7 separate regions of the Homo sapiens genome follow, and regions 1, 2, 3, 4, 5 and 6 are each linked to region 7. Evidence: chromatin contacts called from ENCODE Hi-C or POLR2A ChIA-PET data. All regions are on one chromosome and are shown on one strand. Each heading gives the region's core, a stretch centred on a gene start or an enhancer-like site at or near the end of the contact. The rest is flanking DNA. Distances are from core to core; before and after follow the strand shown.

Region 1 (2,787 bases), core at 18-2,517, 730 kb before region 7:
TCTCTTACCAGAAACTGATCTACATTTTTTCTCTCTAATCCCAACCTGCCTTTCCCTCACCTCTGATACCCCCACCAAAATCCACATCCCCAGAGGAACACTAATGAGCCCTTCTTACCAAAAAAGCAAAAGTAGACACACAGCGAGAATGAATTCAGGAGTCAGTGACAGCAGGTACCTAAATGGTCAGTGAACACGATCAGAATTTGTTTTCTCGTGACTCCCCACCATCTGTCACCCACAAATCTCCACTTCCAGGCAGGACGCCAAAGTGAAGAAGTGATGGGGATATTGAAGCAGAAACAATGAGCATGTAGGAAACTGCTTGTGACAGGGATGTGTTAACATCCTTCGGCCTGGTCTCTAGGCCTCTGTCCAGGTTTACTTGCATAGGTGAAGGCACACAAGGCTTAATTCTACACCAACTCTCAAAAGTCAGCCTGCAATCTACGCCAAACACTAACTTAAGGACCTCAGACAAAGGACAAACTCTATAAAAGTGAGCCCTTTTCAGACCAAATGTTTCTTGGCATCACTCTAAGCCCATGCATCCTCCTCCCAGGGAGCATGCCAGCCAGAAACCTGTCACTGGAAGCCACCTTACCCGCTCTGGGGTTGGACTGGGGCAAGTCGCTATCTCTTCTTCTTTCCAAGTAGGCACTGTAATTTCTTCCAGTCCCTGGGGCACCTGAATCTTCAGCTGAAATTGGGGCAGATGCTGCTAACAGCTGTGGAAAGGCTGATCTAAGCCTAGAAGAGGGTCATTTGACTGGCTTTAGTTCCCTCCTTAGCAGATCTGCCCGGCATCCTCCAGATCTCTCTTCCTCACTATCCCACTCTACTAGAAAGATCCCTTTCCCCTCTGGCCGGCCAGATACAGTCGGGCCTCTATCCCACGCTCCAGGCTTCTTTATTCGCGGCTAAGAAATTTTCCTCCAACTTGTGACTCTGCTTCTCCAGGGCCTGCACAACACCTACTTCTGGCTGCCCCGCCCCCAAATCCCCCTCCCCTAGGGCTGCCACTGGACCCTAGGGCCCCGGTCCGCCCCAGCTCCTTTTTTTCCTCTCCGCCTCGGACCTTACTCCATTCCATCTCCTCTTTTCAACCCTGGAGCCAGTACCCCCTTCGCCCCTACTACAGGCTAGGGCCCCCGCAATCCTCCCCAACTCTGGCTTCCCCGCCCGACTACTCCAACCCCACAACAAACTTTCCGCCGCTGCCAGCTGCGTTCAGGCCGCCATCTTGCCGCGGGGCAGGCCGGGTAGTGGCCAGGGCCGCGGGAATCCCCACGCACTTGGCGTGTCGCGTCATCTGAGGCGGGGCCATGGGGGCGGGGCCTCGGGTTGGGGAGGTGGGACACTAGGTAGGTGATGGTGAAAAATGGGGCTCTCCTGAAAGCAGGGATTGGAGGACTGGCCACAGAAGGAAGGAGGTGTCAGGAGCAGGGCAATAGCGGGAAGCGGGGAAAGAATCCAGTACTGAAAGAAAAAAAAAAAAAAAAAGAATAGGGGAACACATCTCAAAGATACAGTGGGAGAGAGAATCGTGCTACTGGTTCCCCGTCATCCAGAGAATAAAACCAGCTTTTCAGTTTGGCATTCAAAGATCCGCATGATCCAGGCTCTTCCACCTTCATCAGCCTCATTTTTTGCCTCTCCTGGGAACTTCAGGTTCCCAAATTGTCCTTTGTTTTCAGGACATCGGGCCTTAAGATGTCTAATCTCTCTCCTCCTCCTTTGCATCATCAATTCCTCCTATTCCTTCAAACCATCAGCTAAAATGTCACCTCCCCCAGAAAGATTTCCCTTTAGTGCTCCTTTTGCTGGGCATCACTAGCAACTTGTACATAGCTTTACTGTAGCTGTCCCGTGCAGTGTAATTATTTATTTACATGTTATACCACTTTTGCCCTGCTGCTTCTTCAGGGCAAAAACTATGTTTGATTGCATCTTCATACTCCCTAGCAGGTGCTTGGCACACAATAATTGCCTAATGAATAAATGGCATGTTTTCCTCCAATGCATTAAGCATATTTCTGCCTCAGGGTCTCTAAATTTGCTATTCCCCATACCTGGAATGTTCTTCCTCCAAATATTGACTCTCATTTGTGTCTTTGCTCAAGTGTCATCACTTTAGAGAAGCCTTCCTTGGCCACTCAATCTAAATCAGCATCCCTATTCTCCTTTACCCTGCTTTAATGTTTTCATTCATAGTACTTATCATTATCTGACATTATATTAAATATTTATTGTTTATTGATCATCTCCCCACTACAAAGCAAACTCCAGAGGTCTGGGATGTTTTCTTGCTCATCACAGTATCCCCAGTGTCTAAAACAATGCCTGGCATAGTAGGTATTCAATAGATTTTTTTTATTCTGTTTGTTTAATTAATTAATTAATTTTTGAGACAGGGTCTCACTCTGTTGCCCAGGCTGGAGTGTAGTGGTGCGATCTCGGCTCACTGCAACCTCCGCCTCCCGGGTTCAAGTGATTCTCCCACCTCAGTTTCCTGTGTAGCTGGGATTACAGGCGCATGCCAGCTAATTTTTTGTATTTTTAGTAGAGATGGGAGTTCCACCATTCCACCATGTTGGCCAGGCTGGTCTCGAACTCCTGACCTCAAGTGATCCACCTGCCTCAGCCTCCCAAAGTGCTGAGATTACAGGTGTGAGCCACTGCACCGGCCAGTAAATATTTATTGAATGAATAAATGGTATGGAGGTTGGTGATTGACAGATTTTGGAATATACTGGTGGAGAAGAGGGGTTGAAAATACTATAAAAT
Region 2 (2,700 bases), core at 168-2,667, 700 kb after region 7:
AGGCTGGAGTGCAGTGGTGCGATCTCAGTTCACTGTAACCTCTGCCTCCCAGATTCAAGCGATTCTCCTGCCTCAGTCTCCCGAGTGGCTGGGATTATAGACACCTGCCACCACGCCCAGCTAATTTTTTTGTGTGTTTTTTAGTAGAGACGGGGTTTCGCCACGTTGGCCAGGCTGGTCTTGAACTCCTGACTTCAGGTGATCCACCCGCCTCAGCCTCCTAAAGTACTGGGATTACAGGCGTGAGCCACCACGCTCGGCCCATTGTGCTGTTTTCTTTTCTCAACTTTTTACATTAAAAAAAATTTTTTTTCTCCCCTCTTAAGAAAAAAGTTTGTTTCTTAAATCCTCTCAAACACTATCACAAAGCAGGGCACAGAACTGATGTTGGGGTTGACTCCAAGGCCAAGTGTTTCCATGTACTCACAGCTCTGCAGCATCTCTGTCAGCGTTTCCACGGATGCTTTCTCGGCACTCTCAAACCCTGCCTCTGTCAGCAAGGAGCTCACAACCACCTGCAGGGTTCTCCTCCGGGCCAGATGATAGTTATCGGCAGGGTTAGTGGACTGTTTACTTCCCGATCTCTGTGAATCAGCAGAGAGATTTTCATCCACAGGAGAAGGATGCAATCACATAGTTCATACGTGGTCAACGGCAAGCAAAGTTATTTTACTAAATAATTTTATTTTAAAAATCAGTGCTTAATGTTTAGATTTACAGATCTTGGCCAACTGAGTAAAAATTGAGCACCCAAGGTGCTTTAAATACAGAGACCACTTCTCCGCTTACCTAAAACGTACAGTCCCAATGAGATAAAATAGCAGGTCTTTTACTTTCTACTTTAGCAGATTATTAGAATACATAGCTGAAGAAACACGCATGATGGGATTAAGACGTGTCCCGCAGAAAAAACAGGATCCCTCTCTTGTGCCTCCCATCTTCACACCATTTCATTGAAAGGGAAAATGAAAACAGTAACAAGAGGTGACCGCGAGGAGAGGAGGGCAAAAGATAAAAGCACAAAAAAGTAAGAAAGCTAAATATTTTGAAACGGGAATGCCTTTCAACTTTGGCCGGCCAATAAGAAGGCGAAAACGGCATCTTCAGACCAATCGGGGGTGTTCCGGGCTCCCAACCCCCAACAGCGAACGAGCCAATCAAGACACAGGTCCGCCAACTCCGGAGGCCGCAGCCAAGTCCCAAGGAGGGGGCGCCTACGGCCTGAAAACACCCTCCGCCAGTCGGAGCTCATGATGGGGCTGAATTTCTGGGCATTATCTTGTTGCTCAGTCGAGGGGAAAGTTGCAGGATACCCAAACTCTCTCGGCTCCGAGCCCGCGCTTCCTGCCCTTACCGTTCCGGAGCCACCGGCCCCAGCTGTGGCCGCCGCGTCGGCCATCTTGTTCTGGCGTAGTGTGCGCGAGCGCGGGGCGCGATGGGACTTGTAGTCGCGGGGCGGGGCGGGGCGGGGCGGCGTGCGCCCCTTGGTTTTCCGAAGCCCAGTCGGTTGGGGGACGCCTCCGGTGACCCCGGCTCACGTGACTTTTTTTTTTTTTTTTTGGATACAGAGTCTTGCTCCGTTTCACAGGCTAGAGTGCAATGGCGCGATCTCGGTTCACTGCAACCTCCACCTCCCAGGCTCAAGCGATCCTCCCGCCTCAGCCTCCGGAGTAGCTGGGATTACAGGCGGGCACCACCACGCCCCGCTAGTTTTTGTATTTTTAGTAGAGACCGAGTTTCGCCATGTTGGCCAGGCTGGTCTCGAACACCTAAGCTCAAGCAGTCCGCGGCCTCGGCCTCACAAGGTGCTGGGATTACAGGCGTGAGCTACCGCGCCAGCCTCACGTGACCTTTTGAGAGTGAAGTGTTCTGGGGCCTTCAGTGGCTTGGTTGTGGGCCAGGAAAACGCGCCCGGTTTCACTGAGTTAAAAGAAACCTATTTTAATATGAAAATCGGTTCTTATAAAGAGCATACCAGGAGATCATCTACACTCGCAGGGTTTTCCAAACTTGTCTTATTATTAGTAACACCTGGCTGGGCCCAGCCCAATCCCAGTGACTTCACTCTCTGGAAGAGGGGCTTGGGAATCTTTCTCATTAAGGAGCTCCCCAGATGATTCTTCTGAGCGAGTAATGTTGGGAAACCCTGGAGCATCCAGCCTGGTGATTTTGTGCTGAGGGCCGCCCCGCCTGTCAATGGCCCACTTGGAAGTAGAGCCTGGACCACCTAGTCCAAGTCTATCGCTGCATCCTGCTGCCTTCGCGCCCTCGACCCGCAAGTATTTGCGAGGCAAGTCTAGGGGGCGGGAGACTTGTCCCTTGCCGCCTCACTCCCAGGGCGTGGGGTGCCCGCGGCTACCAGTGGTTTTCTCCCTAGCCTGTCAGCCCCTCTAGCTGCGCCGTGTTCGTCCCCATTTGCAGGTGCCTGGCAGGACGCAGATTCTGGGCTTGGATCCTAACACTAGCCAGCTATGGTACTTCGGGCACTTGACCTTAATCCTCAGTGTGTCTCAGTTTCCTCTTCTGTAAAGCTGGGGGAAAGATGAGATGATACACAGAAAGAGTCTGTCACAGTGCCTGACGTGTAGTAAGAGTCAAGAAATCGGCCGGGCGCGGTGGCTCTCGCCTGTAATCCCAGCACTTTGAGAGGCCGAGGCGGGTGGATCACCTCAGGTCAGGAGTTCGAGACCAGCCTGACCA
Region 3 (2,700 bases), core at 177-2,676, 800 kb after region 7:
TTCTACAATGTAAAAGAATATTTTATGATATGAAAACTACAATACAATTTATAATATAAGAAAGAATAATTCGGCCGGGAACGGTGGCTCACGCCTGTAATCCCAGCACTTTTGGAGGCCGAGACCGGCGGATCACGAGGTCAGGGGTTCAAGACTAGCCTGGCCAACATAGTGAAACCCCATCTCTACGAAAAATACAAAAATTAGTCAGGCATGGTGGTGCGTGCCTGTAGTCCCAGCTACTCGGGAATTGCTTGAACCCGGGAGGTGGAGGTTGCAGTGAGCCCAGATCGCACCACTGCACTCCAGCTTGAGCAACAGAGTGAGACTTCGTCTCAAAAAAAAAAAAAAAAAAAAAAAAGAATAATTAACAGAAAATGGTTAGACACTTCCTTAGTGTCTCCTAAGTCAGGAGGACCCCAGTAGGGCAGGGATCCTCATGGCCTCCTCCCATTTGGAGCATTATTGGAGGTCTTTTTCGGCCTCTTCGTCAAGTGGAATCTAGCTTCCGGTAAAACTACAAAGTAACCAAAAGTTTGGGAGGTGGAAGAAATGCAACCGGTAGATCTCACAGAGTCTGTGCAAGAAACTGATTCAATGAGAATCTAGTTTCTCCGTCCACAGTTTCTCCAAACAGAAACTAAGGCCGACTTTAGGGGCTTGTCCAAACCTAGGCAAGCAACTTAACAAGGTGAGGCCATGACTCCATGGCCTTTCCGTTCTGTTATATGCTGACTTAGACTAAAGCTCTCATACTTTAAAGTGCACAGAAATCTAGTTAAAATGCAGATTCTGATTCAGGTTAGGGGTGGGCCTGAGAGTCTGCATTTCTAACCAGCTCCCAGGCGATGACCACGCACGGGACAGGTCTGGGATCACAGTTTAACTAGCAATGGTGTAGAACACAGAATCTGCAGCAAGAAGGCCAGCTTCCCAATCCTAGCTCTGCCACGGACCAACTGAATGACAGTTGCCTCGGTTTCCGAGTTTTCGTGAAGATGTAGTGAGTCATTACATCGTGAGGCTTTCGAGCAGCGTTCACTAAGAACTAGCTCTGACATTATTTATCGCATTCCTTAGAGCAAGCAGCCGGTGAAGTAGGGTTTGACGAATGAATAAGTGAATGAATGACCTTTGGAGAAAAATTGTTTCCTGGGTGACTAGAGTCCGAGAAGCAAAATGGGAGGGCCCGTGGGTGGGTAGGAGGCCCACCTCCTAGAAAGTTCTCTGCACCCGGTGGTCCAGAGGGCCTGGAGTGCCCGGAAGCCGGCCGGCTTGCGCTCAGCGGCCCAATGGGGCCGCGGGAGGGAGGGGAGAGCGCTCAGCCAACCCTTTCCGTCCGGGGCGCCGCAGCCCCGCCCCTCGGAGCGTTGCGACGTCCGAGCATTCCACGGTTGCTACATCGTCGCGAGGGGCGGGGCGCCTGTCAGGGAAGCGGCGCGCGCGCGCGGGCGGCGGGCGGGCTGGGGATCCGCCGCGCAGTGCCAGCGCCAGCGCCAGACCCGCGCCCCGCGCTCTCCGGCCCGTCGCCTGCCTTGGGACTCGCGAGCCCGCACTCCCGCCCTGCCTGTTCGCTGCCCGAGTATGGAGCTGCTGTGTTGCGAAGGCACCCGGCACGCGCCCCGGGCCGGGCCGGACCCGCGGCTGCTGGGGGACCAGCGTGTCCTGCAGAGCCTGCTCCGCCTGGAGGAGCGCTACGTACCCCGCGCCTCCTACTTCCAGTGCGTGCAGCGGGAGATCAAGCCGCACATGCGGAAGATGCTGGCTTACTGGATGCTGGAGGTACCGCCCGGACGCGTCCCCCTCCCCCACCGCTCCCGGGTCTGGACACACCGGGGCCGCCCTGTCGGGACATCCCGGTCCCCACAGCAATCTGCAGGATGCTCCGAGGCTAAGACTCCCGGGGCCTGGCCTTTCACTAGGGCACCCACGCCAGCTGCCTCCCTTGCTTTCCCGAGCCCTAATCGGCTCCTCCCGACAGTGACTGCCAGTCACTTGGCACCCTAACTGTGCCTCTCTTCGGGCCGAGCAAACGGGACCAAGGACACTCTCTCCCCTTCGGCTTCTCACAGCGTCTCCCGCTTCCCTCCGCCTCCCGGCCTTCTCCGGAGAGCGCGCCTGGAAAACCCTGGGCTCGGCCGCCCCCGCCCGGGAGCCGGTTCCTGTGTCTTTCGCGGGGTTCTGGCGGGGAAGGCGATGGGGGTGGCGCGCGCCCTGTTCCGGCCGACAGGGAAATGAAAAGTGCAGGAGGCAGCGGCAGGAGCCTCCTCCCTTCCCCTCGGGTGTGTGCAGTGGTGGCGGTGATGGGGGTGAGGTCCCAGCTCTCTGGCTACCATGGGTGACCCTTGCGTCCCACTTCCCCTCGCTGTGGGGGAGGGGAGTCTCCGTTTGGAATCCTCCGTGAGCAAGGGCTCCTTGGCTTTACCACTCCCCCGTCAAGGGGAGAGGGGAGGAGGCCGCGCAGAGGAAGTGGGGGGCGTCACCTTGGGGAGGGCGCATCCTCCTCCTTTATTGGTCCTTGTCTCTCTAAGTAGCTTACCCTCTCTGCCGTTTTTGCTCCCTATCCCACCTCACTTCAGCGCTCCCACCCCCCCGCTGCTGTGTTCCCCACGCTCCAGACCCAGCAGTGACTGTGCGCCCTCCCCCAGGTATGTGAGGAGCAGCGCTGTGAGGAGGAAGTCTTCCCCCTGGCCATGAACT
Region 4 (2,700 bases), core at 183-2,682, 720 kb after region 7:
AACTAGGGGAGGTTAGGCTGCTGTAACACAGACTCCAACAAGAGTGGCTTAGCAAAATGGAAATTTCTCCCATACAGATCCGGGTGGGTGATCTGACCCCTTGGTGGTGTTGAGGGCCCAAGCCCCTCCTGTGCCCTTGCGTGTGGGAGATGGCATCCCACCATGGCTGCTGGGTCCGTCAGCCAGCCAGTGGGGAGGGAGGAAAGTGACGAGAAAGAAAAGGCACTGCCCTTCCTTTTCAGAGCATGACCTCAAAGTTGCCAGATGACATCCCTTTGGTCACCAGCTGATCACATGCCACACTTAGCTGACAGGGAGTTTGGGGAACATACATAGTGGAGCTTCTAGTACCAAAGGTACAAGAAGGGAAAGTGGATTTTAGGGGACAGTTGGCAATCTTTGCCATGAGATCTAGATGAGAAGGGTATGGGGAGCCTGTGTCATGTGGGTGAGGATGGCTTTCCTATGGGGACCTGCTGGGAGAAAAATGTTCCCAGCTGGACTTCTTTTTGTGAGGGGCCTAGAGCAGAGGGACCAGAACCCCCTTGGCTAATGCCCTCACGCTGGACTCCCTCCCCTCTGGTCAAAGGTGGAGGGTCTGATTCTCCTTCGCCTTGACCAGAGGCCCCTTGGAGGTCATCATGGAGCCCTTCTTCCAGGAGCACCCTGTAGGATCAGGGTGAGGTTCATTGAGGAGCACCATATTTTCCCCTTGGCAGGGGGGCGGCGGGGGGAGAGGGTCTGTGCTGTTCTCTGATGAGGTAGAGGAGGGTCATGTCTCCATCCCTTAGAGAGGTCGTTGAGAAGGTCAAATGTAATGTGAGCAGGGTCGAGGCAGGGAGGTCAAGGTTTGTCAAAAATAGGGGAAAAAGAGGTTTATTTTCAAACGAGACCTAACAATTGACAGATAGCTTATCCCTTTGATCACCAGTTGGTCACAGGTCACATTTAGCTGACAGGGAGTTTGGGGAACATACGTAGTAGAGCTCTTCTCTGGAGGTGGGAATCTCCATGTGGCTAGAGGCTGACAGGCAGCCTTGTGGGTCCAGTGCTGACTCATTCATTCACTCACTCATTAATTCACTCATCCGCTCAGTGTCTGTTTATTAAGTGCTTACCATGGATACACCGGGTACCATGTTCCGTGTGTGTGAAAAAGGAAAGAACAAGATGGGCACAGTCCCTTACCTCTGTAGCTTATAAGCCTTGTTTTCCCTGGTTCCCTTTCTGCCTCCCTGGGGAGGAGAGACCAGGCCATCACAGCTCTGAGAGAGCCACCCTTGTGACTCAGAGCCCAAAAGGCCCTAAGGGAGCCCATGAATGCATCTGATAGGCCCTCACCTCTGAGCCCGCCATCGTGGGGCGGCCGGGGTGCAGGATGGGCCAGAGTGCCGGAGGGGAGGGCAGTGGAGCATTGGAGGTGCGGTTTCACTTCCCTCTCACACCAGGCGTGGAATCTGATTTTTCTCAGTTTGGTGAGGTGTGTGACTTCTTCTGTGAGCTGAGGGGAGATGTCTTCACTCACCCCTCCTCCAACTCTAGCTGTCCCTCCAGTGTTCCAGGTTGGATGGGATCTCTCCTTCCCATTCTTCCCATTACCCGTGGCCCTAGTTCACCAACTGCACCTCTTTGCTCCAGGAAAGAAGGTGGCGTGGCAATTGGAAATCTCTGTGGAGACACTTCCTCTGTGAGGCCTTGGTCTCTCAGACTTCTCCCTGGGGCTTGGCTTCCTGGGCCCCTCTTGGCCTTGCTGGAAGAGAGGTCCCCCTGCCCTGGCCTGCTCGGAGAGCTGTCAGGCTCCCTGTTTCCTCTCACAGTTAGATCCCAGACCTTCTGTCTGCCTGCGTGCATGGGTCACTCTCACTTTATTCCCCAAGGCATGGCCTCATGCAGGCCCTGCTTTCCTCCCTGGATTTCTTTTTTATTTTATTTTATTTGACTTTATTTTTTGAGATGGAGTCTCACTTTGTCACCCAAGCTGGAGTGCAGTGGCATGATCTCGTCTCACTGCAACCTCCACCTCCTGGGTTCGAGCGATTCTCCTGCCTCAGCCTCCCACGTAGCTAGGATTACAGGTGTGCACCACCACACTGGGCTAATTTTGTATTTTTAGGAGAGACGGGGTTTCTCTCTATTAGTCAGGCTGGTCTCGAACTCCTGACCTCAGGTGATCTGCCCTCCTCAGCCTCCCAAAGTGCTGGGATTACAGGCATGAGCCACTGCGCCCGGCCCCTTAATTTTGTATTTTTAGTAGAGACAGGGTTTCACCATGTTGGCCAGGCTGGTGTCAAACTCCTACCCTCAGGTGATTCACCTGTCTCAGCCTCCCAAAATGGTGGAATTACAAGCGTGAGCCACCATGCCTGCCCTGCTTGCCTGGACTTCTGAGTGGCCCCAGCCTCGCAATGTCACTTCATGCTTTCCTGCTACTGAACAGTGCCAGTGGCATGGCTAAGGAGAGGGACCCTCCTCATCACTGAGGGTGGACTGAGATCCTCACAAGATGCAGGTTCTCCTTCCATGTCACTGGAGGCGCATAAACCCCTCTGCCTCTTCCACACACCAGCTGTGTTATCAGGGTGAATTATTATTATTTTTTTTTTTTGAGACTGAGTCTTGCTCTGTCACCCAGGCTGCAATGCAGTGGCGTGATCTCCGCTCACTACAAGCTCCGCCTCCTGGGTTCATGCCATTCTCCTG
Region 5 (2,700 bases), core at 30-2,529, 850 kb after region 7:
ATATAATTAGAGTTATAATGTTAAGAATTCCTTAAAAAGAATTATGTTAACTGTGATGGACGACAAAGGGAGAGCTAAATTCTGAATCTAACTCTGAGGCCTTGAACCTCATGATAAATCCCGACCAAACCAAATTGAAACACTCCACTTCCTCTCCTTCTATCAAACCTCTTTTAAAAGTGCAAGTTGTTAATAAATTGCCTACACAGCGCTTGGTCCAGGCATTGTAGTTTCCCCCTTCCTATTGTGTGTGGTGTTCTTTTTTTTTTTTTTGTGCTTACCTAGTTCTCCTGTTTACAGGTGTGTAACTTGAGCCACTACTATAGCTAATGTCTGTTTCTTTTACTTGTCCTTATATTTAAATGTAAGTCTTTATCTGCCTTAGCTATGTGTTGGGTGTTGAAATTGTTGATCTTATTTTGGGAGACTCCCATCCCCTCCCCCCACTACCACCCCGCAAGTAGTTTCAAGACAGTGCACCTAGGAGACTGCTTAACCTAAGCCTTTTGTAGCTTAGGTGCTGTTCTGTTTCCCAATGGACCACTACCAAGTCAGTCTGGTTTATTTCCCAAGCCTTACAATCTGCTGAACTTCTTCAGTTCCGGCAGCGATCCTCTAACTTGTGGGGGATTTCCATAAAACAGCTGAATCTCTCTTGGGTCATCTGTGGCAAAAGCCAGACACGTGCTCACCCGCCTGGGAGCCAATAGTAACTTTTGCAAACGCTGCCTCCGGAAACCCCACGGTTTGAGGGCTGCTGCTTTAGGAACAACACAGAAATAACGTCTTTTAACAGAATAAAACAAAACATACGGACGGGATAGTGAGAAAGCCTTTGTCCTTCGCAGTGGGGAGAGGTGTTAAAGGTGAACCGAAAAGAGTATGGGAAACTCATGTAAAATACCTTTACAGTTCCCCGGGAAGAAGGGGGCGGAGATGGGCTCGGGAGCGTCTCTGGCCCTTTAAGGAGGAGGGACAGACATAAGAGTCTGTACCTTTAAGAGTCTCTTTGTCTGGAAACCTTCTTATTTACCCTCCTGTGCTTCAACCAAACTTCGACCAGCTATTCACAACGTCCCCCTACGCCGCCGCCCCTTACGCCAGGCTCAAAGCGGCCGCGCGTTTGTGGCTGACCCTAAACTTTGCGCCTGCGGCGCGAACCCTCGGAACGGGTGCCGGTGCCGGGGTCGCGGCCCAGCGCTGCGCCGTTGGCGCAATGCAGGGCCTGAGGGGCGGGGCTCCAGCGGGCGGGCCAATAGACGGGCAGGGGGCGGGGCCGTGTTCGGTTGTCTCGCGCCCTGGTGACAGCTCGCGCGTGCTGATGATGGCGGTAAATAGAGGGGGCCGGGGGAGGGGACGGAGGAGGTGGGGAGGCAGCAAAGTGGGTAGCTCCAGGGGGTAGGGGGAACGGGGGCCGGGGAGGCCGCGACGGCCAGGGAGCCCATTCTAAGACTCGGAGGCGGGGATAGGAGTCTCCGGCTCACTAGCCCTCCCCTTTAAAGAAGCAAAATCCTCACACACCGGGTGAGGGGCGACAAAGGCAGCGCGCGCCTCGCGGGCGGGAGGAGCGGCGGCAGGGGGCGGGACCGCGGCGCCGGCGGGCTGGGGGCGCCCGGGGCGGGGGCGGCGGGAGGCGAGAGCCGGGAGTCGGGGCGCGCGGGCGCCTTATTTTGGCGGGGTGGGCGACGGCTGGGTTGGGGCAAAAGCGTTGAAGGGAGAGGGAAAGGAAGGCTTGGAGGCGATGAGGGGAACCGGGTTGAGAATGAGATGAGGAGGATTAAGGGGAGAAAGGGTTAGAAGCCAGGGAGAGGAGGAGTGAGAAAAAGCCAGCCAAGGAGATAGGAAGGAGGCAAAAGCCAGGGTGGGCGTTAAGGAAGCCGGGCAGGGAATGAGGTTAGGGCTGGGGAAAGGGATCCTGGGGTTAGGTGTAAGAGCAGGGGTTTGAAGGGGAAATCTTCGTAGCGGGTGGTGTTGGGGTGAGGGGTACCGGGGTAAGTGTTGGAAGTGGAAGACAAGGAGGGGCAGAGCTGGGGTAATAGTTGGGAGTAGGAAAGAGAGAGTGATTAAGAGCCAGACGTGACGAGGGTGTGAACTAGTGCGGAGCGAGATGAGCTGAAGGACTGGGACCAACGGTGTGGTGGGAACTGCTGGCGAGGTTCTGAGAAAGGAATGGGTTAGTGGGTGGGCGATGGATGTAAATTCTGTAAAGTGAGGGAGGGCAAATGAGACCTGGACTGGAACCAGGTGGAGTCAGGAATAAGAGTGTGGTGGAAGGGCGAAAGGAAACAGATAAGAGATGGGTGTCTGTAGGACGATTCTGGGACCAGAAGAGCTGAAAGGAGACTAGAGTTAGGGTGTAAGAAGTGATGGCCATCTGGGACAAGGATAACTGGGTAATTACGTTAATTGAAGAGGTTCAGCAAGATCCAAGGTGAAAACAGTGAGGTAAAGAGACAGGGCTAAAAGCAAATGGTGAGAGGAGCAGGAAGAGATGGGCCCCAGAATTTAAAGGATGAGATGGGGAGTAAGGGAAGAGAGGGGGCTAAGAGAAGCTGGGGGAGTCCTGATGGATGTAGAACTGGGGTAGACTGCAGGGGGGTGGGAATCGAATGTGCGTGTTATGGGGAGTTGCTCCAGAAGGTCTGCAAGGGTCAGGGCAGAAATGCTGTAGTGAAAGATCAAGTGTAAGAGAGCCTTTGG
Region 6 (2,700 bases), core at 129-2,628, 880 kb before region 7:
CCTCGCGAGCAGCCGGGATTACAGGCATGCGCCACCACGCCCAGCTAATTTTTGTATTTTTAGTAGAGACGGGGTTTCGCTGTGTTGGCCAGGCTGGTCTCGAACACCTGACTTCAGGTGATCCGCACACTCCTTGGCCTCCCAAAGTGCTGTGATTTACAGGCGTGAGGCACCGCACCCGGCTGAGTTGTTTAATTTCTTGACCGTGTATGAGCACCTCGCAGTTCGAGAAGAGGGGAGAAGTGGACACACTGTGAGTGGTCTGAGTCATGAGACAGCCATGCGGCTGTGAATTGAGCCCTAGCGTCCTGACTCGCAGCTCAGCAACATAACTGCTTTTCCACCCTGCCTTTCTGTGTTCTGTGCACTGGCTTATGTCGCTGAATGTATGTACTCTGTAGAGTGCAACAGCACTAAAGAGCTGGAGATTGCTTCACAAGAGAGTCAAAAGCCAAAAATCCCCTGTGGCCCTAGGCCAAGTTTCTATTCCCGGCCACTGCCCCGCCCTCGTGGTGGTTGGTGTAACCCGAGCCCTAGCCCCGCCCGAAGTAGGGGCCAGGCCCCTCCTACAGTCTTGGCCGTTTAAAACCAAACTCAGTTCTTCCCGATTGGTTCTGCTTCAAAACAAAGGGGAGGAGGAATACTCGCTTTGGGTATGCTTGCAGCCTTCGGGGAGGAAGCTGGTTTACGGGTTCGGGTCTCGTGTCGGGGCCACCGCGGTGCCTCCGGTTATTAAAACCAGCCCCTGGACGGTGCCAGCCTGGTAATAAAGCAGTGACTACTATGTAAAGGTAGCATAATCATCCCAACAATAACAGCCGTAATTTGGCTAATCACCATCCGCCTCCGCCCTGGCGTTCGCCCTGACTCACCCCAGCGGCACGCGGGCCATAGGGGAAGAAACTGAGGCAGAGGCGGAGCCAGCAGGCTGGCGGCACCAGTAGCCTCAGTTCTGCAGCTCTCGAGGTCCAAAACCTGTTGTCTAGGATCCGCGCTAAAGGGCCAAATCCCGGAGCGCCCACAAAGCTCGATTCTGATGTAAGCTCTTCTACGCTGGTGTCCTCGCGTCCCCACCCCAGGCCTCGAGGCTCTAAATTCCCCCCAAGTCCTAGAAAAAGAACATAGCGCGAGGACTGGAAGTCAGACTACAGCTCCCTTAAGCCTTTGCGCGCCAAGGCGCGCTCCTTCCCCACGCCTCCGACGACTCCCGCGGCCACTTGCGCCGCGATGCCTCCTGGGAGTTGTAGGGCGGCGACGTGTCATTTAAGTGAATTCCCAGGCCTGGGGACTCTATATCCCGTGGTGCCCCGCGGCTGTTTCTGACGCGACCCGGAGGCCAGGGAGGTGGGGGGCGTAGCTTGTGCAGAGCCCCACCCCACTCTGCTCAGGCCGGCCGGACACGGCAGTGGCAGTAAGGGCGGCGGCGACGGCGGCGGCGGTCGGGGGAGGGGCCGGGCGGGGGGCTGGCGGCAGCGGCGGATGGACTCGCGGGTATCGGAGCTGTTCGGCGGCTGCTGCCGGCCCGGAGGGGGCCCGGCCGTGGGCGGAACCCTCAAGGCTAGGGGGGCCGGCAGCAGCAGCGGCTGCGGGGGGCCAAAGGGAAAGAAGAAGAACGGAAGGAACAGAGGGGGCAAAGCCAACAACCCCCCGTATTTGCCCCCCGAGGTGAGCACCTGAGAAGTGGTAGGGCGGGAAGAAGCCACTCTTTCCGGCCCAGGACTCTAGGGAGGCGGGACCCAGATAATTAATCTCCCCTTCCGGTGTCGAGACCCCAGGGAGGAGGGGCACGGGAGGAGAACACCTCTTTCAGGTCCCGGGACCCCAGGGAGGAAGGGCAGAGACTGGACTCTCAGGTGACAGGACCTCAGGGAGGAAGAGTGGAGAGGGAGGACTCCCCCTTCTGATCTAGATTACCCCAGGAGAGAAGTAGAGAAAGGGGATCCCAGGAAGAGCACCCCGACCAACTGCGTGTGCCGCCATAGGGCAAGAGAGACTGCATCCTGGGACGAGAGGCAGACAGTAACCACCACTTCTTCTAAACTTGTTCCACAGGGAGAAGGGGAGTACCCGGGAAAAGAGCAATATGTTCCACACGGACACACACACAGTACTCGGGAAAAGAGCAGTATGTTCACTACACACACACACACACACACACACACACACACACAGCCTAAGCCAGTGGTTATCAAACTTTGGCATGTATCGAATCACCCGGATTGCTGGCCCCCAACGCCTGGCCAATTTTATTTTTTTATTATTTATTTATTTATTTTTTTTGAGACGGAGTCTCTGTTACCCAGGCTGGAGTGCTGTAGGGCTATCTCAGCTCACTGCAACCTCGGCCTCCCGGGTTCTCAAGCGATTCTTCTGCTGCAGCCTCCCGAGTAGCTGGCATTACAGGTGCCCGCCACCACGCCCAGATAATTTTTGTATTTTTAGTAGAGATGGGGTTTCACCATGTTGGCCAGGCTGGTCTCAAACTCCTGACCTCAGGTGATCCACCCGCCTCGGCCTCCCAAAGTGCTGGGATTGCAGGCGTGAGCCTCCGTGCCCAGCCTAGAATTTCTGATTCTTTCTTACTAGTGAGGATGGGCCTGAGAATTTGCATTTCTTATAAGTTCCCGTGTGATACTAATGCTGCTGGTCCCAGGACCTCACTTTGGGAACCATTGGTCTGGGCCCTAGACTGTCATTCTT
Region 7 (2,700 bases), core at 64-2,563:
ATTTCAAGTTTCTTGGGTCGTTAAATACCCCAATTTAAACGATGGAGGCTGGGAACTGGGGATATAAGGAGGAAACCTAGGGTTGGAAGGGCGGGCAGGGTTAAAGAGGTTCGGGAGCTCCGCAGATCTGAGCGAAGCATGCGAGGCTGCCGCGCCCGGGCAGCGGCTGCGTCTCGGGTTCTCGCCCTGCCCGCTGCCTCGGGTTTTTGCCAGTGACTGCGCCGTCTTGGCTGCCCACCCACACCTCGGGTTGGTCCCGACTTTAGGCTAGGCCATTCACTTCCGGTGACAAATCCCTCCCACCACCCCTAGAAATAATGTACCGCTTCTCCCACCGCTTTCCTAAGACCGACCGCCCCAGAGAGCCACGGAGCCCGGGGCTAGGGTCTCACCCCAGCGCGGCCGGCGACGCCCAGCTGCGGAGGGAGTGGCCGGGACCGAGCTCGGGGAGGGCAGGGAAGAAAGAGGAAGGGGGTGTGGATCTCACCTTCCCCCGCCCCCACCCCTCCGACTGCAGCAATTGGCCAAAAAAATAGTAATCCTTTTATGGACTCCCCCAGGGCCCCTCGAACCAGGTTGCAGTGAGGAACCCAGTCTCTCCCATCGCAGTGCCCCTTGCCTTCTCCTGCCCTAGTAACTGCCTGCGGGGATCCAGGAGCCCCCAGGCCGCGCCGAACTGCAGTGGATAGGGGGGAGGGGGGCGGTAAGGATGAGGGCTACGGGGAGGCAGAAATGGGTTGGGGGAAGGGGTGGTGGAAGGGAAAAGAAAAAACCGGAGGCATGCAAGCGGCTCCCCAGCCAGCTGTTCCAGCTGCTGCTTCCTCCGGCGCGGGCCAGGCGGTGCAATATTCCCCCCCGCTCCATCTTTCTCACCACTACCTGTCCCCCCAACCCACCACACGCACTCATCCCTCCCACCCACACCCCTAGTAGCGGATCTCCGGCCTGTAAGGGGGTAGTAGGGAGGAGCTGGGGGGAGGGGGAGGCCTGCGAGTTTCTAACCTTGTTCTTATAAACAAACCCACATGTGCAGCTGCCGCTGCTGCAACTCACCCCACAATCCCGGATATAAGTCCTGCCCCTTTAAGAGGAAAAAAAAGATTCCCCCGCCTGCCTCCCACCCCACCCATCCACAAGAACCTTTGTCTTCCCACCCCCATAGTCAGTCGGCCCCGCCCCATCTCCCCGCCCCCTCCGACGCAGAGGAACCAATAGGCGAAGAAAATAAGGCCGGGGATCTGACATCATCATGTTAGGCCAATCACCGGACGCGTTGGTGGGAGGCCTCACGGACAGCGCGCCCGGAGGAAGGAAGACAAGAGAGAGGAAGCTTGAAGCCAATATGGAGTCCGTCAGTTGCTCCGCTGCTGCTGTCAGGACCGGAGACATGGAGTCCCAGCGGGACCTGAGCCTGGTGCCTGAGCGGCTTCAGAGACGCGAACAAGAACGGCAGCTGGAAGTTGAAAGGCGGAAACAAAAGCGGCAGAACCAGGAGGTAGAGAAGGAGAACAGCCACTTTTTCGTCGCCACCTTTGTTCGGGAGCGAGCGGCCGTGGAAGAGCTTCTGGAGCGCGCGGAGTCGGTCGAGCGGCTGGAGGAGGCGGCCTCTCGGCTCCAGGGGCTGCAGAAACTAATCAACGACTCAGTTTTTTTCCTAGCCGCTTACGACCTGCGGCAGGGACAAGAGGCGCTGGCGCGGCTGCAGGCGGCCTTGGCCGAGCGGCGCCGGGGGCTGCAGCCCAAGAAGCGTTTCGCTTTCAAGACCCGGGGAAAGGATGCTGCTTCGTCTACCAAAGTAGACGCGGCTCCTGGCATCCCCCCGGCAGTTGAAAGCATACAGGACTCCCCGCTGCCCAAGAAGGCGGAAGGAGACCTCGGCCCCAGCTGGGTCTGCGGTTTCTCCAACCTGGAGTCCCAAGTCTTGGAGAAGAGAGCCAGCGAGTTGCACCAGCGCGACGTTCTTTTGACCGAACTGAGCAACTGCACGGTCAGACTGTATGGAAATCCCAACACCCTGCGGCTAACCAAGGCCCACAGCTGCAAGCTGCTCTGCGGTCCGGTGTCTACCTCTGTTTTCCTGGAGGACTGCAGTGACTGCGTGCTGGCAGTGGCCTGCCAACAGCTCCGCATACACAGTACGAAAGACACCCGCATCTTCCTGCAGGTGACCAGCAGGGCCATCGTGGAGGACTGCAGTGGGATCCAGTTCGCCCCTTACACCTGGAGCTACCCGGAGATCGACAAGGACTTCGAGAGCTCTGGTTTAGATAGGAGCAAAAATAACTGGAACGATGTTGACGATTTTAACTGGCTGGCCCGGGATATGGCCTCCCCAAACTGGAGTATTCTTCCTGAAGAGGAGCGAAATATCCAGTGGGACTAAGCAGTTGTCACTCTGTTCTTCACTCCTACCAAATACTTTCCACGTTGGACTTTCCCCCTTATTGGGTCTCGAAGTTTACTTATTGTCACACTGTGTATGTTTTCAGCATTTTAAGGCTAGAGATTGTAATGGGCTCCTACTTGTAATTTCCATTAAATTCGTAACAGGTATAACACTAAAGCATTTTTGCTATTTTCGTCATGCCTTTGAGACTGAGTCTTACTCCGTCCCCCAGCGTGGTGGCGCGCTGGGATTACAGGCGCGCGCCACCACGCGAACTTGTATTTTTAGTAGAGACGGGGTTTCGCCATGTTGTC

What was found. Hi-C counts contacts between places; a loop is a spot of excess contacts on that map. ChIA-PET counts read pairs that join two places held with the same protein, here RNA polymerase II (POLR2A). Pooled maps may share reads with other maps.
Region 1: a loop to region 7 is called in a pooled map, with 19 times the contacts of the local background. The contact joins the promoter of TJAP1 here to the promoter of TBCC in region 7. A Hi-C loop is called at or near these places in 8 of 50 pooled maps. POLR2A ChIA-PET finds 5 or more read pairs at or near these places in 3 of 52 experiments (B cell, activated naive CD8-positive, alpha-beta T cell and naive thymus-derived CD8-positive, alpha-beta T cell).
Region 2: a loop to region 7 is called in a map of naive thymus-derived CD4-positive, alpha-beta T cell, with 7 times the contacts of the local background. The contact joins the promoter of TAF8 here to the promoter of TBCC in region 7. A Hi-C loop is called at or near these places in 1 of 168 maps with a recorded cell type or tissue (naive thymus-derived CD4-positive, alpha-beta T cell), 2 of 37 single-sample maps with no recorded cell type and 12 of 50 pooled maps. POLR2A ChIA-PET finds 5 or more read pairs at or near these places in 6 of 52 experiments (CD4-positive, alpha-beta T cell, HEK293, MCF 10A and 2 more).
Region 3: a pooled map shows a loop between it and region 7 (10-fold over the local background). The contact joins the promoter of CCND3 here to the promoter of TBCC in region 7. A Hi-C loop is called at or near these places in 1 of 37 single-sample maps with no recorded cell type and 8 of 50 pooled maps. POLR2A ChIA-PET finds 5 or more read pairs at or near these places in 3 of 52 experiments (GM12878, T-cell and activated CD4-positive, alpha-beta T cell).
Region 4: a loop to region 7 is called in a map of OCI-LY7, with 4 times the contacts of the local background. The contact joins the enhancer-like site here to the promoter of TBCC in region 7. A Hi-C loop is called at or near these places in 1 of 168 maps with a recorded cell type or tissue (OCI-LY7) and 3 of 50 pooled maps. POLR2A ChIA-PET finds 5 or more read pairs at or near these places in 2 of 52 experiments (MCF 10A and OCI-LY7).
Region 5: a map of naive thymus-derived CD4-positive, alpha-beta T cell shows a loop between it and region 7 (7-fold over the local background). The contact joins the promoter of USP49 here to the promoter of TBCC in region 7. A Hi-C loop is called at or near these places in 1 of 168 maps with a recorded cell type or tissue (naive thymus-derived CD4-positive, alpha-beta T cell), 1 of 37 single-sample maps with no recorded cell type and 9 of 50 pooled maps. POLR2A ChIA-PET finds 5 or more read pairs at or near these places in 2 of 52 experiments (B cell and activated naive CD8-positive, alpha-beta T cell).
Region 6: a map of naive thymus-derived CD4-positive, alpha-beta T cell shows a loop between it and region 7 (38-fold over the local background). The contact joins the promoter of GTPBP2 here to the promoter of TBCC in region 7. A Hi-C loop is called at or near these places in 1 of 168 maps with a recorded cell type or tissue (naive thymus-derived CD4-positive, alpha-beta T cell), 1 of 37 single-sample maps with no recorded cell type and 12 of 50 pooled maps. POLR2A ChIA-PET finds 5 or more read pairs at or near these places in 5 of 52 experiments (BJ, H1, HCT116 and 2 more).

What each region holds. Positions count from the first base shown.
Region 1 is chr6:43,476,050-43,478,836 of GRCh38, reverse strand. It overlaps TJAP1 (tight junction associated protein 1), which reads right to left and starts at 1,267. Exons shown (of 11, transcript NM_001350562.2): 1 at 1,209-1,267; 2 at 605-750. RefSeq lists an enhancer at 124-917.
Region 2 is chr6:42,049,241-42,051,940 of GRCh38, reverse strand. TAF8 (TATA-box binding protein associated factor 8) reads right to left here and starts at 1,417. Exons shown (of 9, transcript NM_138572.3): 1 at 1,355-1,417; 2 at 428-584. The coding sequence starts at 1,399. It also overlaps a transcript of CCND3 not described here. RefSeq lists enhancers at 691-1,242, 912-1,461, 1,243-1,794.
Region 3 is chr6:41,940,534-41,943,233 of GRCh38, reverse strand. CCND3 (cyclin D3) reads left to right here and starts at 1,426. Exons shown (of 5, transcript NM_001760.5): 1 at 1,426-1,782; 2 at 2,649-2,700. The coding sequence starts at 1,585. RefSeq lists a silencer at 1,278-1,727 and enhancers at 1,244-2,195, 2,238-2,367.
Region 4 is chr6:42,024,308-42,027,007 of GRCh38, reverse strand. It overlaps a transcript of CCND3 not described here. Among named protein-coding and RNA genes, the nearest start is that of TAF8, 25 kb to the left of the region's middle. Within about 2 kb of position 1,432, at least 8 of the 41 ENCODE cell types and tissues checked have a DNase peak (open chromatin) inside an H3K27ac peak, as active enhancers do; they include OCI-LY7, where a contact is called at or near this core.
Region 5 is chr6:41,893,954-41,896,653 of GRCh38, reverse strand. It overlaps USP49 (ubiquitin specific peptidase 49), which reads left to right and starts at 1,279. Exons shown (of 8, transcript NM_001286554.2): 1 at 1,279-1,330. RefSeq lists enhancers at 882-1,071, 2,006-2,520 and silencers at 1,121-1,413, 1,202-1,441.
Region 6 is chr6:43,627,942-43,630,641 of GRCh38, reverse strand. GTPBP2 (GTP binding protein 2) reads left to right here and starts at 1,378. Exons shown (of 12, transcript NM_019096.5): 1 at 1,378-1,665. The coding sequence starts at 1,480. It also overlaps a transcript of MAD2L1BP not described here. RefSeq lists enhancers at 349-568, 1,189-1,368 and silencers at 1,429-1,568, 1,589-1,668.
Region 7 is chr6:42,744,716-42,747,415 of GRCh38, reverse strand. It overlaps TBCC (tubulin folding cofactor C), which reads left to right and starts at 1,313. Exons shown (of 1, transcript NM_003192.3): 1 at 1,313-2,700. The coding sequence starts at 1,343. The coding sequence ends at 2,383. It also overlaps a transcript of BICRAL not described here. RefSeq lists a silencer at 255-314 and enhancers at 257-1,220, 1,285-1,494, 1,525-1,604, 1,665-1,824.